Regions from separate parts of the Homo sapiens genome. Here region 1 is linked to region 2. A link is a loop called in an ENCODE intact Hi-C map of the cell type or tissue named here. Cell type or tissue: gastrocnemius medialis. All regions are shown on one strand. Each heading gives the region's core, and the rest is flanking DNA. Links, peaks and the distances in the headings are about the cores only.

What was found. Hi-C counts contacts between places; a loop is a spot of excess contacts. Peaks named below come from ENCODE experiments on the same cell type or tissue, not always from the same donor. Only the 100,000 strongest peaks of a DNase experiment are listed, where the experiment ranks them.
Region 1: a loop joins it to region 2, with 3 times the contacts of the local background. A loop is called at or near these places in 22 of 110 quality-filtered maps.

What each region holds. Positions count from the first base shown.
Region 1 is chr6:46,390,095-46,396,601 of GRCh38, reverse strand. The region is part of intron 2 of RCAN2 (regulator of calcineurin 2); the gene reads left to right. Among named protein-coding and RNA genes, the nearest start is that of RCAN2, 98 kb to the left of the region's middle. In gastrocnemius medialis, for the core only: no CTCF peak of the experiment used is centred there; no DNase peak of the experiment used is centred there.
Region 2 is chr6:46,230,413-46,238,881 of GRCh38, reverse strand. The region is part of intron 4 of RCAN2 (regulator of calcineurin 2); the gene reads left to right. It overlaps LOC105375079 (a long non-coding RNA gene), which reads right to left. Exons shown (of 5, transcript XR_001743802.3): 2 at 964-1,096. Among named protein-coding and RNA genes, the nearest start is that of ENPP5, 64 kb to the right of the region's middle. In gastrocnemius medialis, for the core only: no CTCF peak of the experiment used is centred there; DNase peaks (open chromatin) are centred at 3,462 and 4,421; H3K27ac peaks cover 2,117 bases.

The sequences.
Region 1 (6,507 bases), core at 2,896-5,395, 160 kb before region 2:
GCCGTGCCAGTGGGCACAGCTGAATCTCAACCCTGCCTACACCAGATCAAAAGGAGCAGGTATCAAGCACACATAAACGCATCTCAAAACACACTGCTTAACCCTAGCACAGTGCCAGCGAATGGTAGGGTCAAATACGGGTCTTTTGAATAAATGAGACATATCAGCCCTCTTTAATGGTTCCTCTAGCCCTCACCTCCAACTCTGAAGCTCTTCTGTGTGGTATTCTCGCAGCTAAGTAAGAATAGGCTATGGATCCTTCATAGTTCTGAGCACCATTCAAACAAACCCTAGGACAGAAGCTTTAGGTGTTATGCACTGGAATAAAGAAATCCAACCTGTGCTTGGTCCCATCACTTTCATGGACCTTAAGCTCTTCTCTTGTCGATAAAAATGATTCTAAAATTGTAACCAAGATTCAGACCAAAAAAATAAGAATGCAGAATTCAATCAAGTAGAAAAGACATTAGTTGAATCCAGTTGAGGCATGAAAGAAATTAACTGCAACTTGGTTAAAGGCGCAGAATTTCGTCTACCTAAATTAGGTGATAACATGTTGAAATAAGGTTATAATAAAAATTGATTGAAGGTAAAGCTTGAAATATGTTCTAGGAAATGTGTGACGTGCAGGGTTGTGAAACTAAACTCCAGCTGGAAGATATAGGCATGGGGTACCCTAATGACATTGCACACAGAACTCAACAATCAGAACGGGATCAGCTTGTTCAGTTAGAATTTGGAGAGAATCAGCTTTGAGGTACGTAGTGGCCAGGTCTCATATGTTGGTATTAAATTTGACAGGTAAATAAGTATATTGTAATGTGGCTCCACTGATAGAGTAAATGTTTCCTCCTAGATTGCGAAAATGACCTTACAACCTGTGGAGTAGAGAAGGGATAACATGAGCCAACCCTGTTAGCCTTAACGTTAAGCCTTAATGCTTTTGTGCTAAGTTTAGCAGTACATCTCATAATCATTCATTTTATTTGTGGTTATTTATTTTTAAAGGTATATTACTGAAACAATCTGACATATTAGAGTATCTGACAAATTAGCCTTGAGATTTTGATTTGAAATGTGTAATTACTATTAGATGTGTTATTTTATTTTGAAAGGAGTAAAAGACTTTGATTATATTTGTGAATTGGTTTAGAATATTTAAGAGACCAGCCTTAGACACATGGGTTGTTCGTCCTTTGTTGAAACCTTCTTCATTTGGTTCTTAGGACTCCACCTCCCTTTGTGGCTCCTTATTGCTCCTTTGTTGATTTCTCCTCTTTCTCCAACTTCAAGTTAAAGTGCCCAGGACTCAGCTTGCATCTTATCTTTCCCTCCTCTCTTACCCTATCATGTCTCATGCCTTTAAACACCACAGATGCACTGCAGCTTCCTTAATGCATGTCTCTTGCCTGAGTTGCACCCTGAATGCCTGACTTGGATATTCATCTTCTACTTGACATGCCTACTTGATGTCAAGGCATTTCAAACTTGACGTGTCAGAAGTCAAATAAATTCATGATCTATCTCCAACACCCTATCACCACTCCTGGCAACTTCTCTCAAGTCTTCTCCATCTCAGGAAATAGCAACTCTTCCTTCTAGTTGCTAATGCTGAAAATCTTGTAGTGATTTCAGGGGATTCATGGGTTTTTTTCTTACAATGTACATCTGCTCCATCAATACATTCATTTAATGCTTCCTTCAAAATATAAGATTCCTATCTCACTATGTCCACTGCTTCCATCTTGTTTGGACTAAGCTATTGTCATCTCTTTATTATTATTTCAATAGCCTGTGTATTGGTCTTCTTTCTTTGCCTTGATTCCCATACAGCAGTGAGAGAGGGATCAATGCAATGAGAGGAATCCTGTTAAAAGGTAAAGCAGGTCCTCCCTCCCCTTTGCTCAAAATGCTCCAGTGACTCCCATCTCACTGAGGGTAAAAGCAAAAGGCCTTACAGGCTATAAAGTCCTAGGTAATCTACTTTTTATAGAGAAAATTTAAAATGCAAAGAGAGATAGAGGGAATGAATTGAAAGTATAGCAATATCTCGGTCAAGGAAGAATTTCTACTTATAAGTTAAGACTGGGCCTGCCTTTTGGACCAATTCTTTATCCATTCCACTTTGTTCAGTAATTACAGCATTCTATGCTTTTATTTCTCTAGCATGCCCAGCCACATTTTAAGCTTTAAAGTCATAAATGTGAAACTAACATAGGCAGTAATGAAAAGTAATTCAGGAGTTATTCAGCACATCTTACTTTGTGCAAATGCCAAATCATAGGACTCTGATGTCCTTCAGTTAAGACCTTTGTATTTCAAGCACCTTCGTGTCCAGATTTACTGCTACTGAAGAATTGAGTTCTTGAATTCTGCCACCTGTCACGGACTTAAATCTGATCACTGTTAATGACATCACAGTATCACTCCTACTAAAGGAGAGAAGCATTAGCTGTAGTTAGAACAATGCATTCTTTTGAGTAGACACTGCTGGGTATTGTCACAGAGGATGAGCTGTGGAGGGCTGATGGCAGCTCAGCTTTCAAACATCGGTCATCTTTCACATTGTTTGAGCTTTCAGACTTGAAGTCACAGGCCTAAGGACATGAATTTCCACAGCATTTGGACACAATCTATTACCTGGTAAAGAAACCGAGCCGGATTTGTTGATATTAATGTCAAAGGTTCTTATCAATTTTAAAAACTTGCTAAGAGTGTTGGTCATATTGGCAGTGGCAGACAGGGCCCGGAGGAGGTCAGGAGAAGCAACACCCTTGGTACACTGACAAGCAAGCTTCAGGTGGAGGAGAAAATGGAAGAGTTCCAAGAGTTAAGAGAAAAAGTAATAGGTGGTTGGCCCTTCTACAAAGAGGTGGGTGAGTGCCAGAGAAGGCAGGCAACAGAAGTAGGAGCCTAGGAAAACAAATGAAACAGGAGCAGAGAGAAAACCATCCTTTTGGTAACTAGTTGTGACTCTTGTTTATTTCTCTGGTAATAGGGGGCAGGGTACAAGTATTACAAGCCAAATAATCTATTCTGCTGTTGGAAAATAGAGTATTTAGAAAATGGTATGTACTGACATCATTATCCATTAGAAATGCCCCTCATCCCACCGTTTCCCCTGGGACAGAAGATCTGACAAAGGGTGGGGGTGGCTATCATTTTTATTGAACACTTACTACAAACTACTCACTGCATCAAGTGCTTCAATTGTATTATCTCAGTGAACTCTTGCAACACCATGGATCAATAATATTATCATCCCCACATCACAGGAACAAAAACCAAGGTTCATGGAAGTTACATAATTTGCCCATAGTTAGTTTTAGCCTCAGCTTTAAATGCATAGACACCAACCCCAAAACTACACACAAAAGTATCCTAAACTTTAATAATACATAAACATTTAAAACATATTAGGGAGCCCTTAAAGGTCAAGTGGTTCTGTCTTGAAATTCTAGCCTATGGACTGTTTCTGGCCAGTAATGAAGTTTTTGATGGTCTGTTGCGAAATTTTAAAAGTAAGGCCAATATTAGGAAATTTTATATAACCAAATTCACTTAACCCAAGGAACATTTTATTCTGATGTCATTCCTTTATTATAGATCCCTTAAAAATGGCCTTTATATTTTTGAAAAGTTTCAGTTTTCCTTTAATATACTAGACCTATAAAAATTTGGCAAGCTTATGTTGGCACCTACCACTTTAAAAATTTATATTGGTCTATGAATTCCAAAGCTCTTTAACCATTGATCTAGTTCTAGCTCCAATTCATCAATTTTCTACAACTGTCCTAAAAGATGGCCAAGGAGGATTTGTTTTTAAACATTTCCAGTGACAGAATTCACTACTTTTTGACAGAGCCCATATTCTGTTGGGAGAAAGTTCTTCCTTTAATTGAATTATTATCTATCTTTAACTCATGGCACAACAAATAATAAGTATATCCCACTAGGTTTTAATGCAAATATGTGAGGATAAACACCAGGTACAGTTCCATCCTTCCCCCACCAGACATTATTTTCTGTGCTTCCTTGTTATGGATGGTCTTCCCCATCCTCCATTAAGTGTTAGGTTCCAGAGGGCAGTGACCTTACTGCAGTATCTAGGACAGTATCTGGTACAGAATATGTGGACAATCAATATTTGTAAAATGAGTAAATGAGCATTTTGCAAGCAGCAGACATCCAAGAAATATTTAACAGCTTCAGTAAGGCTAATTCATCTTCTACATGGCAGTGCTTCAGATATTTAAACATTTGAAGTCGACTCTTCTGTTTTCAATAAGATTTCTTTCTTTTTCCATACCAAGACTTATAAATCCCTTGACTTGCTGCCCCTATGATAGAACTTTCAAGCCCTTGCTGGCGTTCCTCCTCTATATCTACTCCCTAAAACTAAAGATGGGCTTGGCCATGGTCAACCCCAGAGGGTCTGTTTCCTCTCTGAATTTAATAGCATGGCTTACATGTACATTTTTAAACTCCTACTAAAGGAGAGAAGCATATGGTTGCCTATTAAGCTTGTAATTAATGACATCTCATAAATCTTTGTGGCATTTATTTCTGCTGGGCAAAATCTCCACCATTCGGCAAAACTTGACATTTCTTCCCTCTACAGCTCATCCTGATTTTGACCTATTATTTAGCCTATTGACAGCTTTGTAAACCTTGATTTTTCTCTTGTTCATTCCTTCAACCAATAATTACTGAGCATCTACAATGTTCCAGGCCCCATATGCAAGCCTTTCCTCTCCTCCACCTCAGTGTCTCAGGTAAACACAAACACACACTCTGCCTTGTCACCCCCCTTCACCTTCATAATCCTCTAAGTTGGCATCTTCTACTAATCAATAGTAGAGAATGGTACTTTTATCTTCAATAAAAGATGATTGGTTGTTTAATCAGGTATAACTCCTCCAACTTCCACTGTCACAGCCCACAGCAGACCTTAGGATAGAATAAGAGCCATGTTCATGATATTGCTAGTTTTGCTCTCAAGATTTGAAGTGTAGCCCCCAAGAAACATAGAGCAAATTGTCTACTAAAGGAGAAAACAAATGGCAGTGTACTTTGCTCCCCATGTCAGCGTCCTGAGAACAGGCTCTTGCCCTATCTATGTGCAGCTTCCAATAAGCCAAATGAGGTACCATAACACTTCCCAAACACCCTGAGCTGAACACGTCACTCCTAGCACCCCAGTTTTAGCCCTGCCCCCCTGCCTATCAGCTGCAGTTAAGCAGCCACATATTTTGAGAGCTCGTTATGTTCCAGACTCTTTGCTTTCATGATCTCAATCTTCATGCGATAGTTTGCTGAGAATGATGGTTTCCAGCTTCATCCATGTCCCTACAAAAGACATGAACTTATCCTTTTTTATGGCTGCATAGTATTTCATGATCTCAGCTGCATGAACTGTAGCAACTGTTATTATCCCAGTTTCACTTATGAGGAAACTGAGGCACAGGGCAATTGTATAACTTGCCCAAGTCTCAAGAGTTAAAGAAAGTGGAGCTGAGCTATGAGCAAAGCCTCCTGACTCCTCAGAATACACCTCTCCCCTCTGACACAGGAACTGTGGGTTTTAGACAAGCTGGACTTTGCCTCAGCTTCCTTTGTCTGCCCAGGCTGCCCCAAGACTCCCTGGTCCCCCCTGCCACTCATTTGGCTGCTGTGATACCCAAGTAGTCTACTGGGCACTTCGCATTCATTTTCTCACCCAACCTCATACAATAGAGTTATTATTGTATCTGTTTTGTGTATCAGGAGGCAGACAGAAAGTAACTTTTCCAAGATCGATATACTTCAAAAATGGCTCTCATTGCTCCAGGTCCCAATATCACTCACCTTTAATCTTCTTGCTTCTTGGTTCTCTACGTGAAGTTATTCTAAACACTCTACTTATGACATTCCTTTACAGTCTAGTAATCCTACAGAATGAAGTTAATGTGACTCAACTGGACTTTTGTAAAGAAGTGAAAGTTTGTGGTAATCACAGATGTTCATTTATTTACTGATCGATTTTTAATAATAAGAGGTCACTAACTGACAAGAAATGCATTAGGTAAAAATAACGTAGGAAAGTTCCAAATGTCACATTCCATAGAGAACCCACCTGCAGTTATGTTTCATGCAGAGCAAAGTAAAAAGACTTTTGACTTTGTATTTGGAAAGGCTCAGCCCTGGGTTTTGGATCTGTATGAAAGAGACCACAAATGCAGTGAGAACAATACCCTGCTCACATGGTATATTTGGCATTCCATTCATCCATGATGTGTAGACTATTAACAATTGTGAACAAAGTTGTCAGGGGGAACTTGGAACAATGTCATATTACTGAATCAGTGGCACAAAATTTATCTTCTTCCCCCAGCCCAAGTCCTCTTCAAGATTCTTCTGCTTCATGAAAAATAATGCTCTGATATCAACTGCCTTGAAAATTTCCCCTTGTTTTCCTGTGATTTTTCAGACTTCTTGCTTGTGACATCATGCAGACATTTAATGTCT
Region 2 (8,469 bases), core at 3,381-5,880:
CATATATTAGCCTTCTATTAAAATGTGTCACTGAGTGTGGTGGCTCACCCCTATAAATCCCAGTCTTTGGGAGGCTAAGGCAGGAGGATCAGTTGAGCCTAGGAGTTTGAGACCAGCCTAGGCAATGTAATGAGGCCCCTGTCTCTACAAAAAATAAAAAATAAGATTATCTGGGTGTGGTGGTGCACATCTGTGGTGCCAGCCACTCAGGAGACAGAGGTGGATCACTTGAGCCAAGAGGTCAAAGCTGCAGTGAGCTGTGATCCTGCCCCTGGACTCCAGCCTAGGTGACAGAGCAAAGTGAGTTCCTGTCTCAATAAAAAAATAATTTAAATGCCTGTGTTAAGCTCTTAGCTCAGTGCTGCTCAATGTGAAAGCTATGATATTTTGGAGTTGACAGTCCTACACATTGCAGTACATTTAGCATCCTTGGGTCTCACCTACTAAATGCCAACATCCACCCACACCATATGACAAAAAAAAATCCATTTCCAGACACCATTAGGGGTTTAACATTCTTATGTGAGAACCACACTAATTATACTTTCTTGAATGTGACAAAGAGTTGTCACAGGCATAGAGGCAGAGAACGCCTAGTAAGGGGTCGGCGATGTGTGCAGAAAGAAGAGTGGAAGAGGTGAGATGTATAGAGGAGCAGCCCCTGCCTCCCAGCTTTCCTCACTCCTCTATGCCTTCCCAGACACACACACACTTTTTTTCCTTCCCTTTAGAAAACTAGGGGAAGACAAGAACAATGAGAATTTGCATGGCCCATGTCCATTTATCAATTGCCACATAACAAACTATCCCAAAAATCTAGGGCTTAAGACAACAGTCATTTATTTTGTTCACAAATCTGCCATTTGGGCCAGGCTCAGGGGGAAGGGTCATCTGTTCCATGCAATGTTTCTGGGGCAGCACAACTGGGGGCTGGCAAGTCAACTATGAAGATGGTTCACTCACATGGTTGGCAAAATGGTGCTATTAGCTGAGAGTTCACTTAGACTGTGGGTCCTGGTTCTTCTTAACGTGGGCCTCTTTATGGGCTGCTTGGGCTTCCTTACAACTTGGACATAGGGTTCCAAGCATGAGCATTCTGCAAGAGCAAAGTAGAAGCGCATAGCATATTTGTTACCTAATTCAGAAGTCACACTGCTTACTTCCACCACATAGGTTGAGGATCCCTTATCCAAAATGCTTGGGGCCAGAAGTGTTTTGGATTTTGGATATTTTGGGATTAGCGATACACAACAACCTGTACTATATTTGTCAAGACAATCATTAAAGCCTGCCCAGGATTGAAGGGAGAGAACACAGAGGGAACACTCCTTAATGGAACATTGTCAAGGTTACAGGAGAGTATGTGGGGTGGGAAACATTATGACCATCTTTGGAAAACACAACCTGCTACCACAAATAACTTTCCTGTTGAGAATTCACCCGTAATATGAGAGATAGTACAGTTTTAAAATGAGAATGTAGAGGATCTTCTTCCAGAGTCCAAAACTTCCTTCCCTAAGAGATGCAGATTAACTCAGTTTATAATTTATAGTCTCTTCTTTTCATAATTTATTGTGTTGTCTTTTGAGGAGATTCATTGTCAAAGAGACCATGCCTAGAATAACTATCAATGGCCAAAACAAAACAAGGCAAGGTTCAGAAGGAATACATGATCCATCTTTAGCTAGAGAACAAATATTCACTAAAAATATGAGTTGCCATGAAAATGTATTAAAAGTGAAAGACAAAACTAGGCTCCCTTTCAGTAGAGTCGCTTGTAGAATATGTAAACAGTGGGAAGTATGAGAGTTAGGGACAGAGAGGGGCTATGAACACATTCTTTGAAGTCAGGCAAGCCTGAGTTTAAATCCTGGCTCTGCCATTTACTACCTGTGTGATCTCAACTTACTGTTGTATAACTAGATATTATGAAACCCACATGACAGAGCTGTTGTTATAATTAAAGATCTATTTCATGCCAAGTAGTTACAGACTTTCCTGTGCCTGGCATTTAGTAAGTGCTCCATAAGCAATTGTTATTATGTTTAGGGAATGTAGTGAGTTTCTATGACACCTACTGTGTGCTAGCACTGATAGAATGCTGATAAGAGGATAGATGCTTGCCTTTAAATGGTTTTCCACTTAGTTGAAAAGCTAAAACTTACACAAGTTAAACTATAGGAAGAATATTCACGTGTGAGTACATACCAGACATCACTCAAGTATGTTAGTAATGACCAAGCGTGATGCTCTTCATAAATCAATCACATATTCATTGAACACTAATGTGTACCTTAAGCTGCAGCAGTCACAAAAGGTTAAGTCTTGACTTCAGTGGTTTGGAATATAACACATTGCTAGAGGAAATAACTAATGAATAATATCAAAGGTGATATAATTAAGCATTATAAATGGGTGTTTCTATCTCAAAAAAAAAAAAAGAAAATCAGAGATCTCATTAAAACGGCAACATAAGATTTTCTGTCTCATGGAAATAGAGGTATAGAAAAGGTTAGGAAAGAGGAAAAAAAGGAGAGAAAATTGCCAGTGATGACAGAGAAAGGGGAAGTGGTGGTTGGAGGAAAAAGGATAGGTTCATTTTGAAGACCAGATTATATGATACCCACTACCGTGGGATGCAGCCTGTTATCGTTCACCCCTTACTGCTCTTTGCAATGGTGTCTCCACTGAGGAAAAGCTCTTTGCAATTGTTCAGCTGCTTAATTCTTTGACTATTGTGTGATGTAATCAGATTAGTTAATCATACTGGAAACCAGAAATTACTTGGGGGCAACAGTGGCCAAAATAATATCGCCCTAAATAATCATAGCATGCATCTTGGGAGAGGGCTTTATCAAGTATTTGACACATATGTCTGTTTCCTAGTATCCCAGTGATATGAGTGTTGTTCTCATTGATGAGGAAAACTGAGATTCAGAAATGTTATATAACTTTCTCAGAGTCACATTACTCATATGTGATAAGGTGATCTCTCCAACTGTTGTCTTAGGTGGCTTATTCTGGCACGGAAGTTAGTTCCTGTCGTGGGGAAACCAGCAAAGAGTATTTTGGGTGGGAGGGTTAGTCATGGATAGGGTTATAACAAGGGGTGTGTAGGGAAGGAGCATGCAGAGAAGGTTTGACAAGCAATGTTCAATAGTGCTTGGTGACTGATTACAAATGATGAAAGAGAGAGAAAATTCAAGGATGACTGACTCTAAGGATTTGCACCTAGAAGGCTGGAAGAATGATGGCAATTCTAAGAAGCGTGATAGCTGGTAACGGAACCTAGATTGGCAGAGAAAATAATTCTACTTTAGACATGTGAGTTTGGAAAAGAGTAGTCAACTTGTAGAGAGACGTCAGTAAGTCAGGATGCATGTGTGAGATCAGGCCTGGATATGTAGCTCCTCATAGGGCAGGAACTGGGGCTCATGATGAGCAAGAGAAAGAATGTCCTGGAAAGAAGGGCAGCAGGTGCTGAGCAGAGCAAAGCTTGGCCTTGCCTGTTAGATGTGGCTGTATTTTCAAAGCCTCTAGTTCTGGGATTCTATCTATTGCTTGGCAGTACACATACAAAGACTTTGTCCAGCAGGCACTAAACTTATAGGAAGATTTCCCCTTCCTTCCATCATAGAGTTTTTCTTATTAGGAATCTAAATAATGAATCTCAAAAGCTTCTCTAATACATAGACATGTAGCTCTGTTTCATCTCTCTACCTTTACCTTGTCTGAATTTTGCTGATTTTTATAAACTTTGCATAATCATACTGATTATTTTAGAAAGAATTTAAGAGGTGGCCAAGTCATGGCCCGTAAGCCAAGGTGGCATGAGAGAGAAACTCAGTGGCACTTGGACTGCCAGCCACCAACACATTTCTCTGCAATTGTGGCAAGTGAGGTTGTACCATGTCACCAAGTTTCCCAGCCCCTAGTCAGCACAGGGACTCACCCTCCTCCCTCCTGAGAATGGGAAACAGCCCATGGGCACCCTCACTCCCTCCTCCAGTCATAGAGGAATTGGGACATTGTCACAAACCTGTCTCCAGCCACTTGGGAAAAGACGAGACAGAACTTTGGCATCTAATTTAAGCAATGGCCAAACCTCAGTCAGTTTCAAAGGCCTGAATGAGAATTTAACGTTAACCATGTGCTAAAAGGTTTTTCATTTAATTGGCTGAAAGTTTGTTTCATGGAATAGGTAGAAAACCCTGACCAATGCACTTGTTGGTGACTTTTGGTCCTGGCCTCCTTTCTGCACACAAAGGAGAGGACAGTTTCAATACTGGCAGAGGAGTGAGCATGTGATGGGTCAACCCTCTGCTTGTCTTTTCAGAGAAATGCTGGTTCCATTGGTCTGTTCTCACTGCACCATGGTGGGACCTCCCACCCTGTGTGGGTAAGATTTGACAGACTCTCTGTCCCCAGACAAGCCCAGTTGGTCCATGTGCCTGGTGACAGCATTGACGTCAGCCCTTGTGGTAGAGGAAATAGTTGAAGCCCAAAGGGAAAAAGAGGCCAAAAAAAGAAAAATTCAATCCAACAAGACCAAAGCTATTTCTTTTTATTTTGTGGTTCTCAGCAGCTGTTAAGCTTTGCTGGCTTTCGATAGTAAGAAAGTGTCCAAGAATAGAACAGTGCAATGTCAGAGTTAATGGGATCACAGCAATAAAATGTCTCTACTACTGAGCAATCTGATGGTATTAAGTTGATGTGGAAGTTGCTTTGCACCCTGCACACAGAGTGGACTCCCTGCTTGCCCTCCCATTCTGAGTGTTCCCCCAACACACCTATTCTGAGAGGAAAGCAACCACTTCTAAAGTGGTAAATGCATTGCAAAAGAAGTGTCTTCAGGCCGGGCACGGTGGCTCACGCCTGTAATCTCAGCACTTTGGGAGGCTGAGGCAGGTGGATTACCTGAGGTCAGGAGTTCAAGACCAGTCTGGCCAATATGGTGAAACCCCGTCTCTACTAAAAATACAAAAAATTAGCCGGGTGTGATCGTAGGTGCCTGTAATCCCAGCTACTCGAGAGGCTGAGGCAGGAGAATCGTTTGAACCCAGGAGGCAGAGGTTGCGGTGAGCCAAGATCGTGCCATTGCACTCTCCAGCCTGGGCAACAAGAGCAAAACACCATCTCAAGAAAAAAAAAAAAAAAAAAGAAGTGTTCTTCATCTCAGCCAGGGAAAAAAGGTTTAATCAAAGGCCTAGCTTTGTTAGGTGTATTTTATTACAATTTCTTTAAAATGGCCAGCTTCTTGCTAACAGATGGAAAAAGGGGAAGGGTGTCTGAGATCTCCGAATTCTCTGGCCTGAGCCTTGCCCTCATCTCAACCCCAGGTTCTGGGTCTCTGCTGCAGATTCCTTTCTATTCCTCATTTGAGGATGACAGAGGCCATCCCCCTTTCCTCAATGCACTCCCCATCCACAGAGCAATGAATGAAACTACAGTGGCCACCAGTGTTTCTTCAAAAGGGGCTTCCCCTGCAAATGTAAGAACTTAAAAAAAAATTCTATACATAAAAACAAGAATCACCACCATATTTGATGACTCAGCAAACATTTCTTTCTCTGTCTCTCTTTGGATGGTGTCTTTCATTCAGCATTGCAAGAAGTTCCTGAAGGAAAGACAAAATTTGAGAAACCCTGGATGCGGTTAACTCAATCATTGTTCACCGTGGAACTTTGAGTGACTTGATGTTCTCTCCTGAACAACAATGAGAACACCAAAGATGAACGGGAGCTGGTGGCTGGGAGCGCCAGAGAAGCCATCCAGGATTCCTTACCTCCTTTCCTTTATGCATTCTCAGCTTCCATCCCTCCATTATCCTCTACCTGCACTGTTACCATTTACCATTTTCCAGCAAAAAAATATGTAGAATGGAGGAAGGGAGGGGGCACATTGTGTGTGTGCCAGTATCCTCATGGGGCCACAGCCTCTTGCTGGGAGTTCCATGTAACCGTCACCACCCAAACACAGAAGCACTGAGAAGCACTTAGGGCTGATGGGTACACATGTAGATTCTACTAAATCGGAATTTGCAGGTTTGCTTCCCTATACTGGTAAACTCTTTTTTTTTTTTTTTTTTTTTGAGACAGTCTTGCTGTGTGGCCCAGGCTGGAGTGCAGTGGCATGACCTCAGCTCACTGCAACTACCACTTCCTGGGTTTAAGTGATTCTCATGCCTCAGCCTCCGCAGTAGCTGGGACTTCAGGCATGCACCACCATGCCCAGCTAATTTTTGTATTTTTAGTAGAGGTGGGGGTTTCCCCATGTTGACCAGGCTGGTCTTGAACTTCCAACCTCAAGTGACCTGCCCACCTCAGCCTCCCAAAGTGCTGGCATTACAGGCATGAGACACCACGCCCGACCTAAACTCTTTTTTTAATGAGCACTCCCAGTTAATTGTCAGTGTTTAAGAACCACTGCTTAGAGACACCCCCAACCAGAGCTGCCCACTCTGACCCAGAGCCTTTGATACAACCCTCAGATAAAGCTGGTTTGTTGTAGATTTCTCTCCTTAGCAATGTCTGCAGATTATCTGTTTACCCGGGGACATGGATTAAAATGCCAAAATATTTTAGAGAGAACAGAACCCACACAATTAAGTGAACCTTACTTAGCATCGATACATACAGCACTATACCGCATATGCGTAGTTTGCAACTTCCCCATGGATTACAGCGTGCTGGGTTAGTGCCAACTATCAATTCTTGCTCCGCAGGGCAGGATAGCAAAGTGATCAGGCAGTCATCTCCTTCCTGGGTCTCCCCTGTATCCCTGCTCCTGTCACTGTCTTCTTCTGTATCAGACTGGGCCACATCAGCTTGCTTGTATCAGAGATTCAATGCTTGTTGATGCAGTTCTCCCTGCCTATGATTTCACCACTTCTAGACTTTAAATACAGAGTCATATCAGCCATACTTCAATGGCTGTGGCTGGTTCTATTTCTCTGTACTATCAATATCCAGGGAAATGCTGGAGTTGTAACACTCTATTTCTGTGAAATATTTGCTGCCCTCACCCAGGAAAGCCTTTACTCTACACAGCAGGATGTCAAGGGCAAGAGGTGCCTAATACAGACTTCTCTGACTCTTAACTGAATGAGCACACTCTCAGCAGGGTATGGCTGTGTTCGTTTGCTAGGGTTGCCATAACAAAATGCAACAAACCTCCGGGCGTGGTGGCTCACACCTGTAATCCCAGCACTTTGGGAGGCCAAGGCGGGTGGATCACCTGAGATCAGGAGTTCGAGACCAGCCTGACCAACATGGTGAAACTCCGTCTCTACTAAAAATACAAAAATTAGCCAGGCACGGTGGCGTGCACCTGTAATCCCAGCTACTAGGGAGGCTGAGGCAAGAGAATTGCTTGAACCCAGGAGGCAGAGGTTGCAGTGAGCTGAGATCACACCACTGCACTCCAGCCTGGGCAGCAGAGCAGGACTCTGACTCAAAAAAAAAAAAAAATGCCACAAACCGAGTGGCATTTATGACAAAAATTTATAGACTCACCGTTCTGGAAGTTAGAAGTTCAAGTCAAGGTGTACACAGGACCATGCTGTCTCTGAAGGTGTCAGGAAAGGATCTGTTCCTGGCCTGTCGTAGCTTTGGGTAGTTCCTTGGCTTATGGCTGCATAACCTCAGTCTTCACATGGCATTCTCCCTATGTATATGTCAATGTCCAAACTTCCTTTTTCTATAAGGGTGCTAGTCGTATTGATGTAGAGCCCACCCTAATGACCTCATCTTAATTTGATCATCTGCAAAGACCTTAGGTCCAAATAAAGTTACTTTCACAGCTACTAGAGGTTAGTTAGGACCTCAACATCTTTTGAGGGGACTCAATTCAACCAATAACAATGGCTGACTCTGAATGTCTACATCCTTCCCAGCATCACTTAGAAGGGCTTCGATATTTATTGCATTATCAGTGTTCCTCATTCCCTAACGTCAGCACCCAGAATTTAAAACTGTACCTTGGAGAGAGGTTCCAAGATGGCCGGATAGGAAGAGCTCCAGTCTACAGCTCCCAGCGTGAGTGATGCAGAAGATGGGTGATTTCTGCATTTCCAACTGAGGTACCAGGTTCATCTCACTGGGGCTTGTTGGACAGTGGGTGCAGCCCACAGAGCAGGGTGGGGCATCACCTCACCCAGGAAGCACTAGGGGTTGGGGAATTCCCTTTCCTAGCCAAGGGAAGCCGTGACAGATGGTACCTGGAAAGTCGGGTCACTCCCACCCTAATACTGTGCTTTTCCAATGGTCTTAGCAAACGGCACACCAGGAGATTATATCCTGTGCCTGGCTTGGAGGGTGCCATGCCCATGGAGCCTCACTCACTGCTAGCACAGCAGTCTGAGATCAAACTGCAAGGTGGCAGGGAGGCTGTGAGGAGGGGCATCCACCATTGCTGAGGCTTGAGTAGATAAACAAAGCAGCCAGGAAGCTCAAACTGGGTGGAGCCCAC